3 separate regions of the Homo sapiens genome follow, and all the other regions are linked to region 1. Evidence: chromatin loops called from intact Hi-C (ENCODE). Cell type or tissue: IMR-90. All regions are shown on one strand. Each heading gives the region's core, and the rest is flanking DNA. Links, peaks and the distances in the headings are about the cores only.

Region 1 (8,051 bases), core at 2,934-5,433:
ATAAAGAGCCCCCGACAACGGCCTGAAGTAGACCCTATCTAGGTATTGGGGATGGAGAAGGTCATGCTTCTGTAGTACCAGGAAGCTCTGCGGTGGCTGTCTAGCTAGTTGTCCAAAGACCAGTGAACATTCTGCATGATAGAGCCAGCAATTAGATGCCACCAACACCCAGACAGACCATTTGAAGTGACCGGCAGCTGGAGCCAGCAAAGAGCAGACCATGAGTTTTACTGGCCATGAAATTTGGCCACGTATTTTAGACAGGTGTCCAGGGTACAGACCTTGCGGACCATATTGGGTCAGAAACCCAGCTGGTAAACTCTGTTCCCTGTCACTGTGAGGATACATGAGTTTCTCTCTTCAGCCAGATGTCATCTTGGTTGGGAGGAGAATCTAAATGATTAAACATTTTCCCAAAGATACTCAGGTTACCCTAAAAAATCATTTTAAACTTCAAGACACTGTTTTGAATCCAAAGACCTTTGCAATAAAAGATTTCCCTTCCCCATTCCTCGCACAATCCTCTGGCACAGTAGGATGGTTACTCATGAGAATTAGTTGCAGGGATTAGTTGCAGAGAAATAAAAAGGCCCAACTAGCTTGTAGGTCATTGTATTTTAACTCAACTCTGTAACTAACAGCACCACAGGCCAGGCGCAGTGGCTCATGCCTGTACTCCCAGCACTTTGGGAGGCCGAGATGGGCAGATCATGGGGTCAGGAGATGTAGACCATCCTGGCTAACATGGTGAAACCCCGTCTTTACTAAAAATACAAAAAATTAGCTGGGCGTGTGGCGGGTGCCTGTAGTCCCAGCTACTCAGGAGGTTGAGGCAGGAGAATGGCGTGAACCCAGAAGGCGGAGCTTGCAGTGAGCTGAGATAGCGCCACTGCAGTCCAGCCTGGGTGACAGAGCGAGACTCCGTCTCAAAAAAAAAAAAAAAAAAAAATTGCACCACAGATAGGAGACGATGCAAGTGAGTACTCTTAAATGTAATTGAAAATATCAAATTGGATAGAATCCTCCAATATGAAAAGCTTCTCACTTTTGGTATACTAAATACTGCTAACACAGAGTAGGAAGAAAGCTTGTACATACTTACTGGCCACAAGTTGATTTTATTTACAGCACTGAAAGTAAAGAAAAATGGAAATAGTCCATTATGTTTTAGTTAAATTCTTATGTTGAACATAGTTAAGATTTTTTTTCTGGGACTTCACAGTGTGAGGGGAGTGATAACATCCTAACAGTATTCCTTTTTCTAGATCAGTGACATTTGCATCACTTGTGGTGGTCTCCATCCTTCTCCTTCCTAGTGCTCTAGGGTTTGGGTCACCATCTTAGCCAACTGCCAATAGATTTTCACTGCTATCTCTTTCCCACTTTATTCTAGGTTTCTCTGAATTATTTTGTCATTCTTCTTCATTTAATTACCACAAGTGCCCACTATGAAAGATATTATTAACTTCATTTTGCAGATAAAGAAACAATGGTTCCACAGAGTTAAGAGAAGATATTTCTAAATATTTATTGCACATAAAAATGAAGAGAAGCGGCCGGGCGCGGTGGCTCATACCTGTAATCCTAACACTTTGGGAGGCCGAGGTGGGCAGATTGCCTGAGCTCAGGAGTTCGAGACCAGCCTGGGCAACACAGTGAAACCCCATCTCTACTAAAAATACAAAAATTAGCCGGGCGTGGTGGTGCATGCCTATAATCCTAGCTACTCAGGAGGCTGAGGCAGAAGAATCCCTTGAACCTGGGAGGTGGAGGTTGCAGTGAGCCAAAATTGCGCTACTGCACTCCAGTCTGGGTGACAGACCCCATCTCAAAAAAAGGGCATGGCGGTGTGCGCCTGTAGTCCTGGTTACTAGGGAGGCTGAGTCAGGAGAATTGCTTGAACCTGGGAAGCGGAGGTTGCAGTGAGCCGAGATCGTGGTGACAGAGCGAGACTCTGTCTCTTAAAAAAAAAAAAAGATGAGAAGTTTGGTTTTAGCAATAATCCTTATGAAAAGTGTTATTCTTAAAGGAGGTCTGTCCAGCACAGCTACAATGTACTGGTCAAGGTGGATGTCAGAGTGCCCCCCACCCTGGCCTCTCCAATCACATGGAACTCTGAGAATCAAGCTGAGAGGTGGAGAAAGGAAACAGTCAACATAATCTCCAAATTATGTTGCTAGTACTTGGTGGTGGGGCCTTTGGGGGAGGTGATTAGGGTTAGATGAGGTCACGTGAGTGGGGGCCCATGATGGGATTAGTGGCTTTATAAGACGAGGAAGACAGACTTGGGCTGGCACGCTCCCTCTCTCTCGCCATAAGATGCCTTCTCTCAGATTATGACACCACAAGAAGGCCTTTGCCAGGTGCTGGCACCTTGATATTGGACTTCCCAGCCTCTGAAACTGTGAGAAATAAATTTTCTTTATAAATTACCCAGACTGTGGTATTCTGTTATAGCAACACAAAACAAAGACAGATAGTGCCCTTTTTTCTGCCATCAAAACAGAAGATGAGGGTAGGAGTTATCAAGAGACTCTCTCCAAATCTGAAGGAAATCACAAACCTGCAGTGCTGTTTCGAAAGTGTCCGTCAAGACCCTGGGTTTACTCTAGCTCTGAATTCCATTTCCACTGTGTGTGTCTGGGGCTTCACAGGGATAGAGAGGGTGATGGTGATGATGGTGTGGTCGCTTTCTCTTTAATCCACAGCTGTTGAAGTTTTGACCACATTAGGGCCAAATGTGGAAATTAACCTAATTTTTTTTTTTTTTTTTGAGACAGAGTCTTGCTTTGTCACCCAGGCTGGAGTGCACTGGCACGATCTTGGCTCACTGCAATCTCCGCCTCCCGGGTTCAAGCAATTCTGGTGCCTCAGCCTCCCGAGTAGCTGGGATTACAGGCACGCGCCACCATGCCCAGCTAATTTTCGTATTTTTAGTAGAGATGGGGTTTCGCCATGTTGACCAGGCTGGTCTCAAACTCCTGACCTCAGATGATCCGCCTGCCTCGGCCTCCCAAAGTGCTGGGATTACAGGCGTGAGCCACTGTGCCTGGTGACCTTCTTTTTAAATATACTTCACCTAGAAATCCATTTTGTGAGACGAAACATGAAAGTGATCATACTCCCTGCCAGTCTGAGGTGACCAGGGTGTGACTTGACTTATGGTTTCTAAACTTTTTATTCCCAAAGGAAATATTACAGGGAGGGCCAATACATACAACAGGGAAAGGCTGACGGCTCTAGGGGAAACTGAAAGCTGACAGGAGCCCCGCCCTCCACTCTTGCTCTTCCTGCCCCTCCCACACATCCTGGGAGCATCCGTTCAGAACCCCACGGGCTCCACAGAGTGTAGTTGGAAATCACCGCATACATAGAAAATATGAGCAAGAAAACCACACATGAAGAATTATTACTAAGGGCTGCCATAAGCATCATGCTTGTCTTTTGGGGAATTATGATTCATTGACCAAATAAGAACTTACCGCCATTTCTTCTAGCGTGTTTTATCCCAGCAACACTGTGTGCACAGAATAGCTTGACTCCATTTCCACAGTGGCCATTTTAAATTTTAATAAATGCTGTCCCTTTGCTTTGGTTCTCCCTAAATATTCGAATTAGATTCATTTTTATGGTCCCAGAAACGTGCTAGATTTAACAGGAGTCATTAAAATGTCTAAAAACATATATTTCAGGGAACTCCCAACATAGACAGTATGAAGAAACACACACACACACACACACACATATATAGTTCACTTATATAAAGTGAAATGGGTAACAATTCATGACAAGTGAAGTGATATTATAGGACAATGTATGATTAAAAACCAAGCCTGTTGCTCAGAAAATAATTGCTCTAGGAATTCAGTACTAAGATTGTCTTGTATCACAGTGGCATCCTAATTATGGTATACAGAAAAATGAAGGAGGTTGAATTCTGCTCTCCTGGGCCCTGGTCATGTCTCACCTGGAATGTTGACTTAGCTCTGAGCACCTCACTTTAAGAAAAACGTGGTCAAAGCACAATGGGCTCTGATGTGAGATCATGTCCTATGAAGAAGTGTTGGTAGAGTTGTAGCTGCTTTGTTTGGGGAAGGTAGTACACTGGTGCGATCCTTACTTCACCAGGGATTTTCATGGAAAAGAGTATGTCCAGCCTCTCTACAACCCTTCCCTTCTTCCCTTCTATCCTCCCTATTTACCTCTCCAGTGGGGTGGACACCAGGGGGTGCCATTGACACAGATTACAGTGTGAACTGTGTCCCTTTGAGCTGTGCAAAACAGTGGCCCAGTCAATGCCTTTACAAAAAGGGATTTGAGTTTTTCCATGCGGTTTCAAAAAGTAGGTACAAATTAAAAGGCCAGAAAACAAGGGTAGTGAGATTTTGGCTTAAGATAAGGACATTCTAACAGTGGGAGAAGATAGAATGAATGGCTCTAGATGTACGTGTTTGGAAAGGAGTCTTATTTAGAAGGAAGTCTGTGCCTCTAAAATTGATAGTAATGATAGTAACCAGTGAATTGCATCTTTGTGACACGAGTGGCCTTGTAGTATTTTATGTTTTTCACAAGTGGTCTCCTTCTTCATAACTACACCAATACTTCTAGGTAGGAATTATAATTATCTTTATTTTATAGATGAAGAAACTGAAGTTTGGACAAATTGCATTACTTTCCTAAGGTCACAAAGAGAACAAATTTGTAATTTCAGAATTAGTTTCTCTAATTTCAGAATGCAAACTCTTAACCATTATGCCACATTGCCTTTCAACAATGAGTTACAAAATCCCATCTTTCTTAGCATGTTCAAATGCTCAATTATTGTGAAACTTGATCTACAAATAAAATTAGAGCTTGACCTTGTACCTCAAGGGGTAAAATCATTTCTGTGGAACAAGGGTAGGTGAGATGGATTTGTCTTGCTCTCACTACTCACTGATACCGATGTCTGGGACTCAGGGGTGAACCTGCACACCTGGGCTCCAGATGGGGAAAGCTGTTCTACACATAGCATATGCCTCCAGATCCAATTCTATCATCTCATGCACCCAATGCATGAACGATGTGCAAAGGCTCATGCTGGATATTTTGATTTTGTCATTTCCCAAATTCCCTCTCCAAAAATCACCTTAAGGAGGCAACATGTGGTCTTACATGATACTTCAGAGCTGCTGGTGGGAGCAGAAAGGAGCAGAGCCCATTGGAGAACACGCGGTGCTCACTGTCATGTTGGAAACACTGAGATAAAAAGGAGAGGCAAAGCCTTTAACTGTGTGTGCATCCGACAGCTGCAGCTTTCTTATTGCTTGTGCTATGTCTGTGAAGTGAAGACCATGGTGAGACCCTCACTGAGGCTCTGTTAGTGTTAAAACAGATGTTCCTTCAACACTCACATCTTAGGTGGCCACTTTCACGGGGTGGAAAAGGATAATCTAAACCTTCCTGTTCTTGCCAAAATAACCATGTGTAGGTCTTTGTTCTGCACATCTCTGGAACACACAAATAGATTTCCAAGCAGTAGGAACCTCCTGTCCTGTTCAGTTGTTGGACAAACTCTTGTTCTGCCCATTCCACCCTAGTTTCCTGAAATCCTGGCTGTAGGGCTCCCATGACTGGAGCCTGTGAGAGCCTCCTTTGTCAGGAGAGTTTTCACAGCTAAAGCCATCAAGGCTGGCAGTGAAGGACACTGGGCTTCAAGCCCACTACAGTGATGACAGGTATTGCCTTGGCTGCCCAAGCTGAGTGGTCGCCCCTCTGCAGGTCTGTCTGACTCCATCCCAGGGAAGAAGGCGGTGGAAGGTACCCATGGGCTGCAGTTGGCTCTGCCTGGCCGTGGGGGAGGATGGCAGAGGACTGACCTCTTGCTGCCTCAAAAGGGTGGAAGTTGTTTTGCCCTTTAAACTGATAAAGAAACAAGCTGGAACAGTAAAACTAATCCTCCGAAGCAATCCAAGCATGGAAACCAGAAATGTCTACTCAAATCTTTTCTCCATTTTCTTTCTTCATAAATTCGGAACATTTGTGGCAGAAAGAGAAATCAGAAAAAAAATGGATTTAGAAAAGAGAGAGAAGTAGTTTAGAGGGTTGTATAGGGAGGCAACATGATAAAGTTGGAAGAAAAATGGACTTGGAGAGAGAACAGTCAAATCTGGGCCTGCCTCTGAGTGCCTGTGTGGCCCTCGGCAAGTTTCCCTTCAACTTGAAGACCTGGGTCTCTATGATCCCTTTCAGTTGCAAGATTAAGACCTAAGAGTTCTTGCTTATATAAACAGAATTCTTCCAAGGCCATAATTATTTCCATAATCAAGAACTATTTATTAACTAAGCACCAGTGTGTGATTTTCTCAAGATAAGAGCAAGAAGAAATGGTCCTTACAGGCTAGATAGCTGTGACATGGACCAACAACTAAGCATATCTAAAAATTCGACTAATTCATAATATGAATTCAAAATATGAATTGAATAAGCAAAAATATATATACCATGGGAGTTGAATGTTTTGACGGGGAAAATCCAGACGCTGACTTTAGGATGGTACTTTCTGTTTTGATTGATCCTGAGCCACACTGGACTCTCTGGCATGGGCATAACCCGAGCATCTGCATGGCAGAGTTCTGGCTCATTGCCATTTGCAACAGACACGAAGGGTGGCATCAAACAAAAGGAAACTTCTCCGTTGACCATCATAAATGATGAAGACCAAGGCTTCAACTCACTTACTGGAGTGGATTTCCTTTTACGGATGGCCTTGGTCACCCTGGGGAGACTAAGAATGTTTAAGTAACTTAACAAACACTCAGTAAGGAATGGGATCAGGATTCTTCTCCAGGGCTAACAGTTTTAACTGCCATTCTACATTTCCTGCCTGAGACAGCTGCCAACCTGGGCTTCTGTGACTGCCACTCCATGCTTCTCAAGCCAGGGTGCACGTTAGACTCATCTGGAGAGCTTGGTAAAGCCATCCATGTCCAGGCTCACCCACAGAGTCCTCAGTTTTCTCAGTTTGAGGAGGGGCCTGGGTACCAATACTTTTTAAAAGCTCCCTCTGGGTGATTCTAAGTACAATCAGGGTGTCAATCACTGATGTCCATAATGAAAAGTGTCAGACTCCAAAGCAAACTCAGGAGGACTGCCTTCATGGTATGGATCCCTGGCAGATTTGAACCTTAGAGGATTAGGCTAGCAGCTTGTGGAAGCGGATGCAAATCTTCCAATCCTCTAAGGGCAGATGAGCCTCTGGACTCATGAGAACGCTGGTCTTGGTAAAAATCCCCTGCATACCACAGGCCTCCCTTGGAGAAATCACCTAAAGAAACACCAGGAAGAATTCATTCTGGCCTCAAATAGTTACATGGATGTTTGTTACAAGAAGACACATTTAACCATTGAAGTTCCTACTCATTGAGTGAACCGTGTCTCCCTCCTCTCTGGTTTCCAGAAACAAGGATTTTTTTCTAAACTCCTCTTACTTCTTGCCTCATGGCTAATGCCCACGGAGGTGGGGTGAGTGACCTGCTGGTAACCAAGGGAAATGAATCTGCACAGGAAGCCCAGGCCCTCCCTCCCTCCCTTCTCATTAGAAGCCAGCTTCCCCTGGAAAACAACCACATTCTGCTCTACTTTCTCATGTCTATGTGGCCCTCCCTGAGTGGGAAGGCTTAAGTTTTGTAAGATTCATCATAAGTGTGGTGATATTTCCTAATTCCAGGGAATGGAGCTAGTCATGCCACACATCTTTGCTGTTTTCACGAACTGAGGTAATTTTTATTTTTATTTTTATTTTTTTGAGGAACAGTCTTACTCTGTCACCCAGGCTGCAGTGTAGTGGTGTGATCACAGCTCACTGCAGCCTTGACCTCCTGGGCTTAGGTGATCCTCCCACCCTAGCCTCCCATGTAGCTGGGACTAGAGGTATGTGCCACCTCACCTCCTTTTTTTCTTTTCTTTTTCTTTTTTGGAGAGACAGATTCTTCTTATGTTGCTATTTTAAACTCCTGAACTCAAGTGATCCTCCTGCCTTGGCCTCCCAAAGTGCTGGGATTACAGGTGTG
Region 2 (8,051 bases), core at 2,076-4,575, 190 kb after region 1:
AATCAGACTGCTGAACAGGTGGTTCCCAGGATAGATATTTATATAAAATTAGCCAGCATTTTGTGAAAGCTCATGCCCAGTCTATAGTGCCCATTCAGAGACCTGAAGGCCAGAGTAGGGACACCTCAATAGTGAGGTTGACGTGAGGTGCTCAGGGAAAGTCATTTACGAAGGTGAAGGAAGTGAGAGGGGCTAAGTGTCTCCTGAAACAACTCCAGATGAAGCAAGCTGGTATTGCAGTCCCTGGGCTGAACACACTGGGCAGTTGTCCCACCAGCTATATCCCCGGGAACTTTTTCTTTGAGACAGAGTCTCACTGTCACCCAAGCTGGAGTGCAGTAGCGCAATCTCGGCTCACTGCAACCTCCACCTCCTGGTTTCAACTGATTCTCCTACCTCAGCTTCCCAAGTAGCTGGGACTACAGGTGCTCACCACCATGCCTGGCTAATTTTTGTATTTAGTAGAGGTAGGGTTTCACCATGTTGGCCAGGCTGGTCTCAAACTCCTGACCTCAAATGATCCACTCACCTTGGCCTCCCAAAGTGCTGGGATTACAGGCGTGAGCCACTGTGCCCAGCCCCAGGAACTTTTTTTTTTTTTTTTTTTTTGAGACGGAATCTCCCTCTGTCACCCAGGCTGGAGTGCAGTGGCGCCATCTCGATTCACTGCAAGCTCCGCCTCCCAGGTTCACGCCATTCTCCTGCCTCAGCCTCCCTAGTAACTGGGACTACAGGTGCCCACCACCACGCCCAGCTAATTTTTTTTGTATTTTTAGTAGAGACAGGGTTTCACCTTGTTAGCCAGGATGGTCTTGATCTCCTGAACTCGTGATCCTCCCTCCTCGGAACTCCTTTCAATCCATCTTTTCCCAGGCTGGCTTACACTTTGAGTATCCCCAGGATTAAGGAAGAAAGCTCCCCAGGAAACAGAATCCAAATGTCATTGAAGAGTCTCCTGGGTCATTAGAACCCAAGAGAGCCAGGAGTTATGGCTTACAAAGTAGGAAAAACAATTCAATTGAGTAGAAACAAACAGCCCTGGAAGTTCTCTCAAACTCCTTGAAGTCCAGACTCATAGAACTGAGGCTCAGAGAGGAGCAGAAGCCCCAGACTTCCGAGGACCTGCCTCTTCCCAGAGGTGACGTGTGGACTGTCCACCCCTCAGGGAAACTCACAGTCTCTCCCAGGGTGAGTCCTTACCCTACAAGGCACATCAGCAAGATGGTCATTATCAGCATAACACATGGTCCCCAACGTTTGCACCCCAAATACCCACAAAAGTACAGATGGTTCCCGACTTAGGATGGTTCTTAATTGAAAACACATTTTCTACTTACATTTTTTAACTTACAATGGGCTTATCAGGACGTAACCCCCATCATAAGTCAAGGATCATCTGTAGTGAAAAGATTCTTTCATTACATTTGGGTCTCGAAAATCCCAACAAAGAAACCCTTTGAGGTACTGTGTCCATAGAAAATTCCCATCTTTAAGTCCCAGGAAATGTGCATTAAAACTCCAAAGGATGTCATCCTTATACCCATGGGCAGCATTGTTACAAGTGAAATAGGCAGAACTTGTGTGACCCTAGAAAAACAGTACTGCTCAAAACAATTTCTTCTACACTCAGCTGCCCCAGGGCTAGAAAAATCTACCCTTGGAGATGGGTTCCTTTTTAGGTGAGGCTTTTTCTATTAGGCATGGAGTCCCCTTAGAATAATTCCAGGAGTAACAACATCTGCAAGCCACCAACAGTGAAAAGTGAACTCACTTATCAGATGCCCACTGTGGGAGCACAAGTCTCTAGCAACTGGCCTGGGACCAGGTAGCAAGAGAGACCAGGAAAAACATGAAGAGTGAGTTCATGTAATGCATAATTTTGCCTGGGACCAAAGAAAAATGGGCAGTGATGAGCTTTTCTGAGAGATTTACCTGAGAGCAAATGTGGCCTTCACCAGAAGAGATAATGAAGGTTATTGTTGGCCGGTCTCCCTAGTGCCAGAAGATCACTTGTAATTAAACCTAATTTTGAATCAACCAAATTAGATGGTACAGGAGATTAATATAAAACTCTCCATAACTGACATGTTTCCATACACCCTACAGGCCAGAAGGCTTCAAGACAGTAATGCCTTCGATGCCAAATGCTCATGTTTCTAAGTCACTGTCTGGTCTTTCCTCTGCCTCATCCCCCACTCTTAACAGTAGCATCTTAATGACATGATTGCATTGAGGAGATTATTATTTTCTCCTGACATCTCCTTTATAAGTTCTTTCTGCGTTGTAAGGTAAACCATTAGCAATGCCCCAGAAACAGATGAAACTTCAAAAGGCTTGAAACGACATTAAAAATTACATATTGAGTTTTTCAGAATAAGCAGTAATGTTCAGACACAACTTTGTACCGTAAGCAGGGGCATTGTTAAAAGTAGGAAAAGGAAATTGGTAATTATCTTCCAAACCTGACTCCCATTTCATGAAAATGAAATTGGGATGGGACTAGAAGCAAGAAACAAAACACCTGTGGTGCTCTGGAAGATTTTTCCACCATAAATGGCAAGAAGGAAGAACAGACAAACACAATCTTAGATTAGCAGCCAATAAAGTCCTCCCATCCTAGTACCAGATCATGGCTCCTATGACTAAATAAAGCACTATTTGTGAAGCTTCAGTAATCGCCCTCTTTTTAAAAAAAAAATATAAAGAGGTAGGTTCACCGTTGATTAAAATTGCTCATTTTCAATACATCTGGCACTCTGGACTTCACAAACATGTTGACTATTCATCAGGTACCTTAGGTAACTGAGAGGAAAAATTGTAAAAGTGTCACGATAGCAAAACACAAGAAGCAGACCTGGTTGTATAAGTCCAGGGAAAATGGGACCTTCTTACCAGAGCCCACACTCCTGAAGACTCTTCTAACCAGAAGTAAACAAAGTATTCAAAGTGAAATGGCTTCCGGGAGTGGGATGCCCACCCCTCTTAACCAGCCATGAGATAAAAATGCATGGGAGAAACTTCTTCCAACCCCTGGATCATCTGAAACCTCACCTCCCCAGGGAGACTCCTTGGCTCCCTAGTCCCCAGCCCCTCCCCTCAGGCGAAGGTCATGTGGGAGGACAGAGCCAAGGCTCTAGATTATGGTATGAAGGGTGTGATCTTGTCTGAACACACCCAGCAAAAACATCTTTGTGTCTCCTGCCCTTGCAACAAGGGCTCTTTTTGTAGGTCAGCTGTTAAACATCAAATGATACATCATTTGTTTAAACATCAAATGATATATTATGAACAATACTCCTGTGGCTGGTGGAATAATGGCCCCCAAGATAGGAGATTCTAATGTCTGGAACTTATAAATGTCACCTTATTTGGTAAAAGGGGCCTTACAGATATGATTAAGTTAAGGATCTTGAGATGGGGCATTAGTCTGGATTATCTGGGTGGACCCTAAATGCAATCACGATTGTCCCTATAAGAGAGAGGCAAAGGGAAATTTGACCAGAAGAGGAGTAGACAATGTGACCACAGAGGATGGATTGATGCATCCAGAAATCAAGGAATGCTGCCAGCCACCAAAAAGTGAAAAAGGCAAGGGACAGATTTCCCCCTAGAGCCTCTGGAGGGAGTACAGCCTTGCTGACAGCTTGATTTCGGCCCAGTGACACCGATTTCAGACTTCTGGCCTCTAGAACTGTGAGACAATAAATTTCTGTTGTTTATAGCCACCAAGTTTTTAGTAATTTGCTAAAGCAATTATAGGAAACTGATGCAATACCCAAGCACTGGAGAGAATACAGAAAAATGGAAAACGTTAAGGATAATGAGGTGGACTGAACTGTGTTCCCTTAAAATTCATATGTTGAAGCCCTAACCCTCAGTGTGACTATATTTGGAGCTAAAGCCTTTGAAGAAGTAATTAAGGCTGAATGAGCTCATAAGGGTGGGACCCTAATTGGATAGGACTCACGTCCTTATAAAAAGGGGAAGAGACATTAGGGATGCACACACACAGATGAAAGGCCATGGGAGGACACAACAAGAAGGTGGCCATCTGCAAGCCAAAGAAAGAGGTCTCAGGAGAAACCAAACCTGCTGGCACCTTGATCTTGATCTCCAAAACTGTGAGACAATTAGTTTCTGTTGTTTAAGTCACGCAGTTCATGGTACTGGCAACTGCAGCCCTAGCCAACTAATACAGAGGGTTAACAGGGAAGACCCCCTTGAAGAGTTAGGTTCTTTAAGGAGATAAGGCCAGGATGACCCCACTTCCCAGGACTTTAGTCTTCCCTTAAGGAGTTTACACTGATTTAGTGGTGCTCTGGCTGGTGACAAGGAAGAGGAGAACATTCCAGGCAAAGGATCAGCAGGAGAAAAGTCTAGCCCTGCATTAACATTACAAGAAAGCATCTCCCACTACCAGAGCACAAGAGAAAGCTGCTTTCATGTGGCACAGGTTCAAGCAGGGTAACAGTGTCTAATCAGACACAGGTGTGTTGCCTGAGCCCAGAGGCTAAGTAGACTACCTTTAGGAGGGTCACTGTCACTCACAGTTGATCACTGGGGCATAACTTTAATCAAGCGTATGCATGGTGGGCAGACTTAGGGGAGACGGGGGGAAATAAAATATTTAAAACATGTTTTGAGGCTTGTTTCCAGCCCCAGACAGCATTTGATATGGGCAGAGGCCAGATTCAATCCCTGTCATCCAGATAACAACAAAAGAGAGGCAGAAAAGACTGTAGAGAGGATGCTTCATTGTTGCTAGGGAGATTGTCTTCCAGGAGCTCTTTGCCTAAGAAGTGTTTCTTCCACACAGATGCCAGGCAAAGTTAAATAGGCCTTCCCAGTATGCAGAGGGCAAATTGAACAAGAGGCCAGAGAGTTTGCTGAGACCCAACAGTGATGCGGGGGGCGTTTAAATACCATTCAGGAAGCCAAGTGACAGAGAGACAGCCAATGTGCTGGAGGTGGGGCCCCATCAGGCAGTGCTTCCCATATCATGACAAAGAAAATTATGACATTGGGACAGCACCATGGGGAAATGAAAGGGCTGTTGTGGCTGGCCTGGGCCCCACCTACCTGCCACAGGTGCTGAGGGTACAATGCCTCAGTGTCCTCATAGCACATTTGACACCTAAGGTTTGTATTGTGGGAAGCCTCTCCTCAGAGTACATCATCTCACTGGCCCCTGGCTATTTACGGGACTACCCTGTAGCTCTCCTGAGGGCTCCGAGTCCTCTCTGAAGGCACAAGTGGGTGAAGGAGTGGGGATACCAAATGTCGCACCATGTGAGACATGACTGCCCTGGTGGCAGTGGGGGTGGCAGTGAGTGGGGCACAGCAAATCCTCCACCTCTAACAGGGGTGATGTGGTTTGGCTACATCCCCAGCCAAATCTCATCTTGAATTGTAGTTCCCGTAATCCCCACGTGTCATGGGAGGGACCCAGCAGGAGATAATTGAATCATGGGGGCAGTTACCCTCATGTTGTTCTCATGATAGTGAGTTCTCACAAGATCTGATGTTTTTATATAAGGGGTTTTCCCCCTTTGCACTTCTCTCTCCTGCTGCCACGTGAAGGACATGTTTGCTTCCGCTTCTGCCATGACCATAAGTTTCCTGAGGCAACCCCAGTCCTGCAGAACTATGAGTCAATTCAACCTCTTTCCTTTATAAATTACCCAGTCTCGGGTATTGCTTCATAGCAGTATGAGAACAGACTGACACAAGAGGTGAATAAACCCAGAGCAAACCCAGAAAGGCCTGGGAGCCCCAGGAGCCAACTGGTGATTTAAGAAAGAGCAGAAGTGTTCAGTGTGACAGAGATAAGAGAAGGAGTAGAACTGAGACTCTGCCTCTGACTACATGACAACAGTCTTTACCAGTCTCACTGACTGGGGGCTTCTGCAGAGAATATGCTCGAGTCCCTACCTCTGAAAAACAAACACAGCCCTGCCTCAAAAACGTGAGCCACTTCCACAACCTCGAAAGGGGCATTTACACCAATGTCTCCATTTGCTCACCTCACATTCACTGAGTCACTTTCCTCCAGATCTACTGCCACCGTTCACTGAAGCTGCGCTCAGCAGTCACCAATGAACCACCTTCCTAAAGTCACAGATGTTCCCCACCCTACCTCCCTTTCTTCTCTTCTCTGCAGCACTTGACTCTCCAGGGCACTGCTGCTCCTCTCACTCCCTTCTCTCTGGTTTTCCTTCTCTCCCACCAACTACACCACTGTGAATCCTTCCCGGTTCTTCTTCGACTACTGACCCCATTGCTACCACGCACCCTAGGGTCATTCTCATTCTTCTGTTTGGTGATGTCTTGTTTCAGAGCTTCAACTGCCATCTATTTTCTGATGACTCCCACATCTCTATCTCCTGCCCAAATACAACTCCTGGGCTTCAGACCTGAATATCCAGATGAGCCCTGGACATCTCTGCTTGTTTGGCCTGCCAGAACCCCAAATTTACCATATTTCAAATCAAGTTCACCACCAACAAAAATATGCTTCCATCCTCCTTCTCCTGTGCTTGTGAGTGACAATACCATCCAGCCAGCTTCTCAGGACAAAACCCGGGAAGTGACTCCTTTTTCCACACAACCCTCTTCTTTTGCCTCCTAAATATTTCTCATGTCCAATCTCTTTTCTCCAATCCCACTGCCACTGACTCCATTCAGGCCCTCATCATACCTTGCTTCTATTATATAGCAACAGCTTCCTAACTATTTCACTGTCTTTAGAATGACCCCTGCCAATGTTTTTCCTTTTTAATTTTGAGTGATGGGCTCTAAAAATATTTTTTAGATACTATATTTTAAAAAATATTTTAAGCTTCTCTAACTGAACATCTAAACCCATAAAGTCCCTAATTAACAACCTTCAGAAACTCTCCTTTACCATACAAAGCCCAAATTCCTAAACAGGTATACAAGGCCCTCCATGAACTGTTTGTGCTAGTGGCACAACCTGGATGTAAAATCCAATGAATAAATGAAAGTCAAATACTCACTCTGCCCAACACCCTAATATGAATTAGGAATTCAATTCCACAAAGAAGGTGGAATTGAATCTATGCTGCTAAGGGTAAAGTGGGTTAGCTGTATTAGTCTGTTCTCATGCTGCTAATGGAGCAACATAACAGAGACTAGATAGTTGATTAAATATACAGGAAAGAGGTTTAATTGACTCACACTTCTGCAGGGCTGGGGAGGCCTCAGGAAAGAGAATCACGGCAGAAATGGAAGCAAACACACCCTTCTTCACATGGTGGCAGCAAGAAGAAGTGCAGAGAGAAGGAGGGGAAAAGCCCCTATAAAACCATCAGATCTCATGAGAACTTACTATCACGAGAACAGCATGCAGGTAAACACCACCATGATTCGATTACCTCCCACTGGGTCCCTCCCATGACACATGGGGATTATGGGAACTACAATTCAAGATAAGATTTGGGTAGGGACACGGTCAAACCATATCAGAGGAGGAAAGAAGATAAGCATCCTTGCTCCTGATTGGGGCACTTCATTCAGAACTTCTTCCTTTAAAATGCAACTTTCTTAGAACAGAGATCACTTCTCTCTTTTTCCTTCCTGGCAGCTGATAGGATAAGATTGGATGGAGGCCTCCTTATGGTTGGAAAGCGGCATCCTCTTTTTTCCCTCTGTTAGAAAACCAAGCAGGAACCAGGTAGAGTCCAGGAGAGAACATCCAAAGATGGATGTCATCTCAATTGCTTCCGAGTTCAGAGGAGGCAAAGGGTTCTTACATCTTGCCCACAGATTGACCCAAGTTCATGACCTGGAACAGGCACTTTTGTGAGGTGTCAAGGACAAAGCCCTAGCTGGTAATAAACAGCATGTTCTTATCCTGGAGTATTCCTCAGGAAATTACTGTGGTAGCAGGAAACCAGACAGGATTTGGGTTTTTAAAACCTTGCCTATCTTATCTTTGTAGATGTGACTAACTAGTAGGTCTTCAAACTGCCCCCAAGTAGGCATAAACCTTTGGGTCACCCAACATTATACTGGCTCTCCTAAAAAAAAAA
Region 3 (8,051 bases), core at 2,076-4,575, 120 kb after region 1:
AATGTATTGTGGAATTTATAGCACATGTAGAAGTAAAATATTTTTAAAAATAGCACAAAGGGTGGAAGGACTCTAAACGAAATTATTCAATTGGAAGTGTCTTCCATTGATTATGAAGTAGTATATTATTGAAGGTAGATTAAGATGATTTAAATATGCATAGCATAATATCTAAAATAACTCCAAAAAACCTCACAGAGGTATTACAAAAAGATAGAGCTTAAAGGTTGATACAGGAGATTAAATGGGATATTGAAATATACATGATTCACCTGAAAGAGAGCAGAAAAAGCAGGATAAATGAATGGAAAAAGATGAGAGAAAAAAATAGCTTGAAAATATATGAAGCAAAACCAAGTAGAATTAATATGAGAGAAAGACAAATCTACAGTCACGGTTAAACATATTAACATCACTTTCTGAGTAACTGATTTAAAAAGCAGGGAAAAGAGTATAATTTAAAAATATTTGATCCACACTGTCAACCAATTTGACCTAATCAACATTTACAAAACACCACTCCCAAAACAGCAAAATATACATTCTTTTTAACTTTGCATGAACTATTAACCAAGATAGATCAAAAATGCCGAGCCAGAAAATAAGACTCATTAAAATTAAAAAGATTGAAACCATACAGAGTACATTTATGACCATAATGACAATATGGAAATCAATAACCATCAGATATCTGAAAAAACCCAAATATTTGAAAATTAAACATTATATATCTAAATAACATATGGTCAAAGGAGAAATTACAAAAGAAATTTGAAATCATTTGAACTGAATGATAATGAACACCCAACTTACCAAGATTTGTGAGATGTAGCTAAAGAAGTACTTAGAGGGAAATGTATAGCATTCAATTTTTTAAAAAAGGGAGGTATAGAATCAATTATCTAAGCCTTCACATGAAGAAGCTAGAAAAATAACAACTAAAACCCAAAGTATAAGAAAGAAAAATGATGGTAAGAATGTCAATTAATAAAACAGAAAATTGACAAAAAGAGAACATCAACAATGTTAAAAGTGTGTTTAAAAAAAAAGATTAATGAAACCCAGGGCAAGACTGATAAGTGAAATAGAAAATCCCATTACCAGTGTTAGAAATGAAAAAAAAGGGCATTTCTACAGACCCTATAGTTATGAAAAAGATAGCAAGGAAATATTATGAACAACTTTAAGTCAATAAATTAAACAATTAAGATGAAATAGAAAAATAATTTTAAAAACACAACTTACTGAAATATATAACAGAAATATAAAAACATAAATAAATATTCTTATGTCAATTCAAGTAATTGAATTTATTATCAAAATTTTTTTATGAAGAAAACTTGAGATCTAGGTGACTTTACCAATGAAATCTATTATCATTTAAGGATGAAATAATACCAAGTCAACACAAGTTCTCTCAAAACTAGAGATGGAGAGAATAATTCCCATGAAGCCAGCATACTGCCAATGCCAAATACTGACAATGACATTATAAGAAAAGAAAATTACAAACCAATATTCCTTATGAGTACAGCTGAAAAAACCTTAACAAAATATTAGCAAAACTAATCCAATAATATATTTCCAAAATACACATCATGACCAAGTGAAGGTTTTTAAAGAAATGTAAGATTGGTTTCACATCTGAAAATTAGTCAATGAAAGAATAAAGGGAAACCATACAATGATCTCAGTAGATGCATAAAAAAGCGTTTGACCAAAGTCAACCTCCATTCATGATAATAACTCTTGAGCAAATTAGAAATAGACAAGGACTTCTTCAAACTGCTGAAAAGGATCTCTTAAAACCTACAGCTAATATAATACTTACTGATTTTTCCTTTTAACATAAAGAACAAGGCAAGGACTTTCACTTTCATCATTTCTACTTAACATTTAACTGGCAGTTGTAGCCAATGCAATAAGAGGAGAAAAAGAAATAGAAGGCATATAGATAAAGGAAAGAAAGAAGTAATTCGTATAAAGAGGAAAGTAAAACTGTCATTCTTTGCAGATGACACAATTGTTTATATAGAAAACTATGGATACAAAATAACTATAAGAACTAAGTAATGAGTTTACCTAGGTCAATATATAAAAATCAATTCTATTTCTATATACCAGCAGTAAACAATTGGAAAACAACATGTAAAAAATACTATATGCAATAGTATCAAAAAATATCAAATAGGAAAATGCTAAGAGAGGTGTACAATTTCTCTACAGTAAAAAACTGTAAAACACTGATGTGAGAAATTAAAGAAACCCAGACAAAAGGGAGAGACATTCAATGTTTATGAGGTAGAAGACTCAATGTTGTTAAGATATTTATTTTCCTCAGATTTATTTGTGAATTTAATACAGTCATCAAAATTTCAGTAGGACTTTTTAGAGAAATTTACAAGCTGAACCTATAACTGATATGAAAATGCCAAAGCAATCTTGAAAAAATTAAAGTTGGAAGATTTATAATACCCAGTTCTAAAACCGAATATGTTAGACTAATCAATGCATTGCAGTATTGACGTGAAGATAGACAAATACATCAAGAGAACAGAATCCAGAAATAGACTCATATGTATAGACTTAATTAATTTTTTAAAACGCTTTATTAGAGTAGTTTTAGGTTCACATCAAGATTAGAATCAACTGATTTTTAACTGAATGTGACAAGGTGATTTCATGAAGAAAAGAAGACTTGTTAACAAGTGGTGCTGGAACAACTGGATGGCCATATAAAAAACAAACAAAAAACTTGACTCCTGTCACACGCCATACAATAAAATAGTTTGAGATAAACATAGAACAAAATATAACCTAGAATAATAAAGTTTCTAGTAGAAAGCATAAAAGAGTAACTTTACAACCTTGGAGTAGGCAAATTTTTTTAGACAGAACACAAAAAGCACGAACTATGAAAAATGATAGCTGGTTTTCATTAAAACAAAAATTTCTGTGTACCAAAAGATACCATTAAGAAAATGAATATGCAAATCAGTACATATATCTGACAAAGGGCATGTATGCATTGTATATAAAGAACTCTTTCAAATCAATAATATGACAATTTAATTTTTTTAATGGGCAAAAGATTGAAGCTGTCATTTCACAAAAAAAGATACATAGAGTAGTCCCTCCCTTTATCCTTGGTTTCACTTTCCAGTTTCAGTTACCTACAGTAAACCACAGTCAGAAAATACTAAATGGAAAATGTCAGAAATAAACAATTTGTGGTTTAAAATCGTCCACTATTCTGAGTAGCGTGATGAAATCTTGAGCCATCCTGCTCTGTTCCACCAGGGAGCTGAATCATCCCTTTGTCCAGCATATCCACAGTCTGTGCTACCCACCCCTTAGTCAGTAGCTGCCTTAGTTATCAGATTTTTAAAAAATAGTACATACAGAGTTCAGTAATATACTTGGTTCCAGGCGGCCACTGGGGTTCTTAGAATGAATCCCCCAGGGATTAGTGGGTACTACAGTATAAGAACAAGGAATAGGCACATGAAAGTGTTTTCCACATCATTAATCATCACTGATATGGAAATTAAAACCACCATGAGATGCCATTTTGCACCTATTAAAATGGCTCAGATGTAAAGATAAGACAATACCAAAAGTTGATGTGGATGTGGAGAAATGGAACTCTCAAACACTGTTGGTAGGAATGCAAATGGTACGGCCACTTAGGAAAATAGTTTGTCAGATTTTTATAAAGTTAACTTCTTCATGTATCCTACAACCAGCAATTCCACCCTCAATATCTCTCAAAAGAAATGAAAACATATGTCCACAAGAAGAACTGTACAAGAATACTCAAAGAAGCTTTTCCATAACAGCCCAAACTGGAAACAACCCAAATGTTCATCAATATGAGGGTGGATGAACATACTCTGGCATATTCATAAATTGAATATTAGTCAAAAAGAAATAGATATGTATTAGTCAATAGATATATATTAGTCAAAAAGAAAAAGAAAAAATTACTGGCCAGGCACAGTGGCTCACGCCTGTAATCCCAGCATTTTGGGAGGCGAAGGCGGGCCGATCACCTGAGGTCGGGAGTTCAAGACCAGCCTGACCAACATGGTGAAACCCCATCTCTACTAAAAATACAAAATTAGCTGGGCGTGGTGGTGCATGCCTGTAATCCCAGCTACTTGGGAGGCTGAGGCAGGAGAATCACTTGAACCCAGGAGGCAGAGGTTGTGGTGAGCCGAGATTGCACCACTGCACTCCAGCCTGGGCAACAAGAGCGAAACTCCATCTCAAAAAAAAAAAAAAAAGGAAAAAGAAAAAAATTACTGATGATGTAACAGTATGAATAAAACTTGAGACTTCCAGTTATGCTAAGTGAAAGAAGCTGCACAAAATGTGTATAATATATAAACCAATTCTATAAAGTCCAAAACTAGGCAAAATTAATCTCTGGTTAAAAAAAGACATAAACAGTGGTTGCCTCTTGTTTTGGTGTAGTCAATTGTCATGATATATTCAACTGTCAAAATAATTGAACTGAATACTTAACACTTTCTGGTAGATTGTATGTAAATTATACCTCAGTTTTTTGAAAAGCAACTACATCGAGTGGATAGCAGCTACACAAATTACCACAGAGGTAAAGTTTGCTCATCTAAGAAACATTTATTAATAACTTACGTGACAAGCACCATACTAATATCTGGGAATACCAAGCTCTATAAGATGTGATCCCAGCACTGAAGAATGCATGGATTCTAAGTGATGGGGAAAGCACAATTTCAAAATGTTGAAACAAGTGCTTTAATGCAGCTATACACTATGACTGTATATGGGAGCACAGAGGAGTGAGCAAGATGTTACAGACCAGGATGATGACCACTTGTCTGACCATAGTGCAGCCACTATGGTGGCTTGGGGTAGAAAGTTGCCTTTTATTTTTGGCCTTTGGGACTTGGGGAGATATCTTAGCAGGTGTAAGGACTCTAAATAACAGTTCCCCAAAACTTTAGGACAAAGTCTTTTTCACAGTGGGAAACTGGAGATATGTTTTCACCAGAATAAGCAGAAAAAGGCCAAACACTTCCTGAGTAATAGATTTAAAGAGCAGCAGGTCTCTCAAGCCAGGGTCCCTATGCCACACTGCAGAGCAGCCCACAAAACACCCTGAGGATGTGGCTTGCTGGCCACACCCCTTAAGTCATGATAGCCCTGCTAAAGAATGTAGGGCCCCAACAAAGAATGTCCTGAAAGCCATTTAAGAGCCTTCCAGGAAAACCACAGCCAGCAATCCACCACTTGCAATGTGTGTGGCGGGGCTCCTGCTTCTCTTTGCCTTCCTTGGCTCCCTGAGCTCCCATCAAATCCCAAGTCATCTCAAAAGGAGGTGCAGGGCCAGTTGCAGTTTACTTGCTGGTGATAGAGAGGACAAGGCACCTGCCTGCAAGTCTCCAAAGACAGCACTGGGGAGCCTCCCTCTGGGTGTCTTCAGGGTCTCCCTGCAAAGCTCCAGCTCCTATAAGATTGCGATTGTGACTCTCAACAGATGAACCCCCAGAGAGAAGTTGTTGTGGGGGAAGCTCCAACAGGTTCATGGCCCCCTCCTCCATCTTCAGAGTCACCATCCGCAAATCTCTTTCTCTCTGTCCCTCTCTTCTGTCATCACGCCTCCTCCTGTCTGACTCTGACTCCTGCATCCTACTTATGAGGACCCTTGGGTTTGCATCGAATCTACTCAGATTATTCAGTGTAATCTCCCCATCTCAAGATCTTCAACTTGATCACATCTGCAGACCCTCTTTTGTCACATATGGCAAGATTCATAGGTTCCAAGCTTTAGGATGCGAACATCTTTGGGGGATCATTACTCAGCCTACCACTAAAACTCTAAGCCTATCTTACCTCGAGACAACAATAATAACCAATGCATCTAGCCATTGAGTGCTGACTATGTGATATAAATACAGATATGGAGATAAATACTGCTATCTGTATATAGAGAGATTTTTTAGAGATATTTATACACTTACATTGATAGGCTATCTTCCCACACATATGTATTTTCTCACCGTAGCCCTGCAAAGTCATTTCATTTTACAAATGAGGAAACGGAAGCCCGAGGAATTTTGAAGGACAAAACACTGTTTATAACGGGTAGTCAACGCGGGTTTGGATGACTCCAGAGCCAATGCTCTTTACCTTGTTGTCTTCCATTTCTGTTCCATGTTTTGGTGGGAAACCCAGAGTATGAATTTTGTGTATATATCTTCAACCTAATTTTTTTTCTCCAAGTTAGGACTGGAAAAGCCCACATCTGTGGCTTGGAAGACAAGGAAGGTGTTATTCCCAGTTGGCCACATCTCTAGAAAACAGAAAATTCTGCATTTCCCCCAGGAAACAAAATTGTTCATTGCTTATCTGTAGTGTATTGTTTCTTTTCTTGCTTTACCTCCCTCATTGTTTTTACTTTTCCTCATCAGCCTCCAACCTCAGTAGAAGATGTATTTCCAAGCAGAACCATTCGCCAATCTAAAATTTTCCCTGGTTTTTGAAATCTATTTCTTCATAGACTCCATCACAAATTTTTCAACCATTCTAGAAGGAAAAGCCGAGAAATACTACAGTAAAGGAAACAAAATTGGAGGCTGAAAAATATATATACATTAAACCGTGGTTAAAAAACTAAATAAAATAATTTTTGTTTCACTATCCTGTGAAACAAAAATTAGTGAAGATTTGTTTTAACTCTATTACCTGGACAGCACCATTCTTAGTTTTCTTCAGCAGAATTTATCTTAAAATATTTTAATGCGTTGATTGAATCAGAATTATTTCTCAAAAACAACACTTAAATGGCAATTGTTGATTCTTGTTTGCAAGAGCTCATTCATCTCCATTATAGTTAATATTGCTGTTAAACCTTTAGTTGAAGACAAGAATGAAATACACTCCTGATTTCCATACGCCTCTCTCACTGCAAAATTGTGTGTTCTGGGAATTCTCGGTCATATTGCATAGATTTTTTTTTAAATTGTTGCCTCCTCAAAAAAATGGCTCAAGCATATTTATTGAAAGTATGACCATGTTAAAATCTGTATCATGAATAAATTATTTCAAATAAAATTGGAGAAATCTAGGGCAGTTGGGGCAGGAAGGTAATGAATCAAGTTTTAGGGCTCCTGCCCTAAGCTGTGGTAAGCACACCAAGGTAAGGCCACCCTGAGGGCCTCCAGGTGCTCAGAGAGAGACCTCCTGCCCCTAGCACCCTGCCTTGCCTCACTGGAACCCTCCCCATCCACCTTCCCTGGCAATGGCATACCATGGCAAGACCCCCCACCCAGAGGTTTATATTGAAAATAGTAGGCAGTGTTCTGGTTGTAATATGAATGATCATAAATTGAGCAATAGGTTCTTCACATTTTTATCTTAAAATACTTAAGTGCTTGAAAAGGATTTAAGTATCACAGCATAAGTCGATAAGTGGGAAGTTTTGAAGATTTTAAAGAACGTATCTGGGTAGTTTTAAGATCACCAGAGGCCGTTAACCCTCATAATTTACTGCCTATGTTTACTTGAATCTTTTCAAATTGGTCTCCCTGCATCCACATTTGCACTCCTCCAACTTGATTTCCACACTATCAGAATTATTGTTTTAAAATGCAAATCTGTTCAGTTCTCTGTCTCACACACATACACACACGTACAGATGCACACACACTGACATGCGGGCACACACTCCTGTTTAAAATCTTTCGATGCCTTTTCATTCTCACATTTGAAGGCTAAAACCCTTAACACAGCTGACCTATGTTCCACAATCTGTGATACATGACCCTGACTGTCTCCTCAACCTAATTTCTCACCATCATCCCCGCTGCTCCCTATGGTCTGATCACAATGTCCTTTTGATTCCCTACAAGTCCTAGGTTTCTCCCGACTGCAGGACCACTGGGTATGCTGAGCCTCTGTCTGGAATGTTCCGCAATCTCTATTCCCTACACACACACACACACACACACACACACACACACACAAGCACTATTCATCTAATTACCTCCTCCTCCTGATCTTCC

What was found. A loop is a pair of places that touch in the nucleus more often than their neighbours do. Peaks named below come from ENCODE experiments on the same cell type or tissue, not always from the same donor. Only the 100,000 strongest peaks of a DNase experiment are listed, where the experiment ranks them.
Region 2: a loop joins it to region 1, with 5 times the contacts of the local background. A loop is called at or near these places in 7 of 110 quality-filtered maps.
Region 3: it touches region 1 in a loop (2.1-fold over the local background); 3 of 110 quality-filtered maps call a loop at or near these places.

What each region holds. Positions count from the first base shown.
Region 1 is chr2:37,828,954-37,837,004 of GRCh38, reverse strand. PIRAT1 (PU.1 (SPI1) induced regulator of S100A8 and S100A9 alarmin transcription 1) reads left to right here. Exons shown (of 4, transcript NR_110012.1): 3 at 7,967-8,051. Among named protein-coding and RNA genes, the nearest start is that of PIRAT1, 43 kb to the left of the region's middle. RefSeq lists an enhancer at 3,459-3,518. In IMR-90, for the core only: a CTCF peak has its summit at 4,227 (motif pointing right); a DNase peak (open chromatin) is centred at 4,244; H3K27ac peaks cover 168 bases.
Region 2 is chr2:37,633,257-37,641,307 of GRCh38, reverse strand. No RefSeq gene overlaps it. Among named protein-coding and RNA genes, the nearest start is that of CDC42EP3, 34 kb to the left of the region's middle. RefSeq lists enhancers at 5,415-5,644, 7,177-7,246, 7,267-7,466. In IMR-90, for the core only: a CTCF peak has its summit at 3,598; no DNase peak of the experiment used is centred there.
Region 3 is chr2:37,708,740-37,716,790 of GRCh38, reverse strand. No RefSeq gene overlaps it. Among named protein-coding and RNA genes, the nearest start is that of CDC42EP3, 41 kb to the right of the region's middle. In IMR-90, for the core only: no CTCF peak of the experiment used is centred there; a DNase peak (open chromatin) is centred at 3,280; H3K27ac peaks cover 1,022 bases.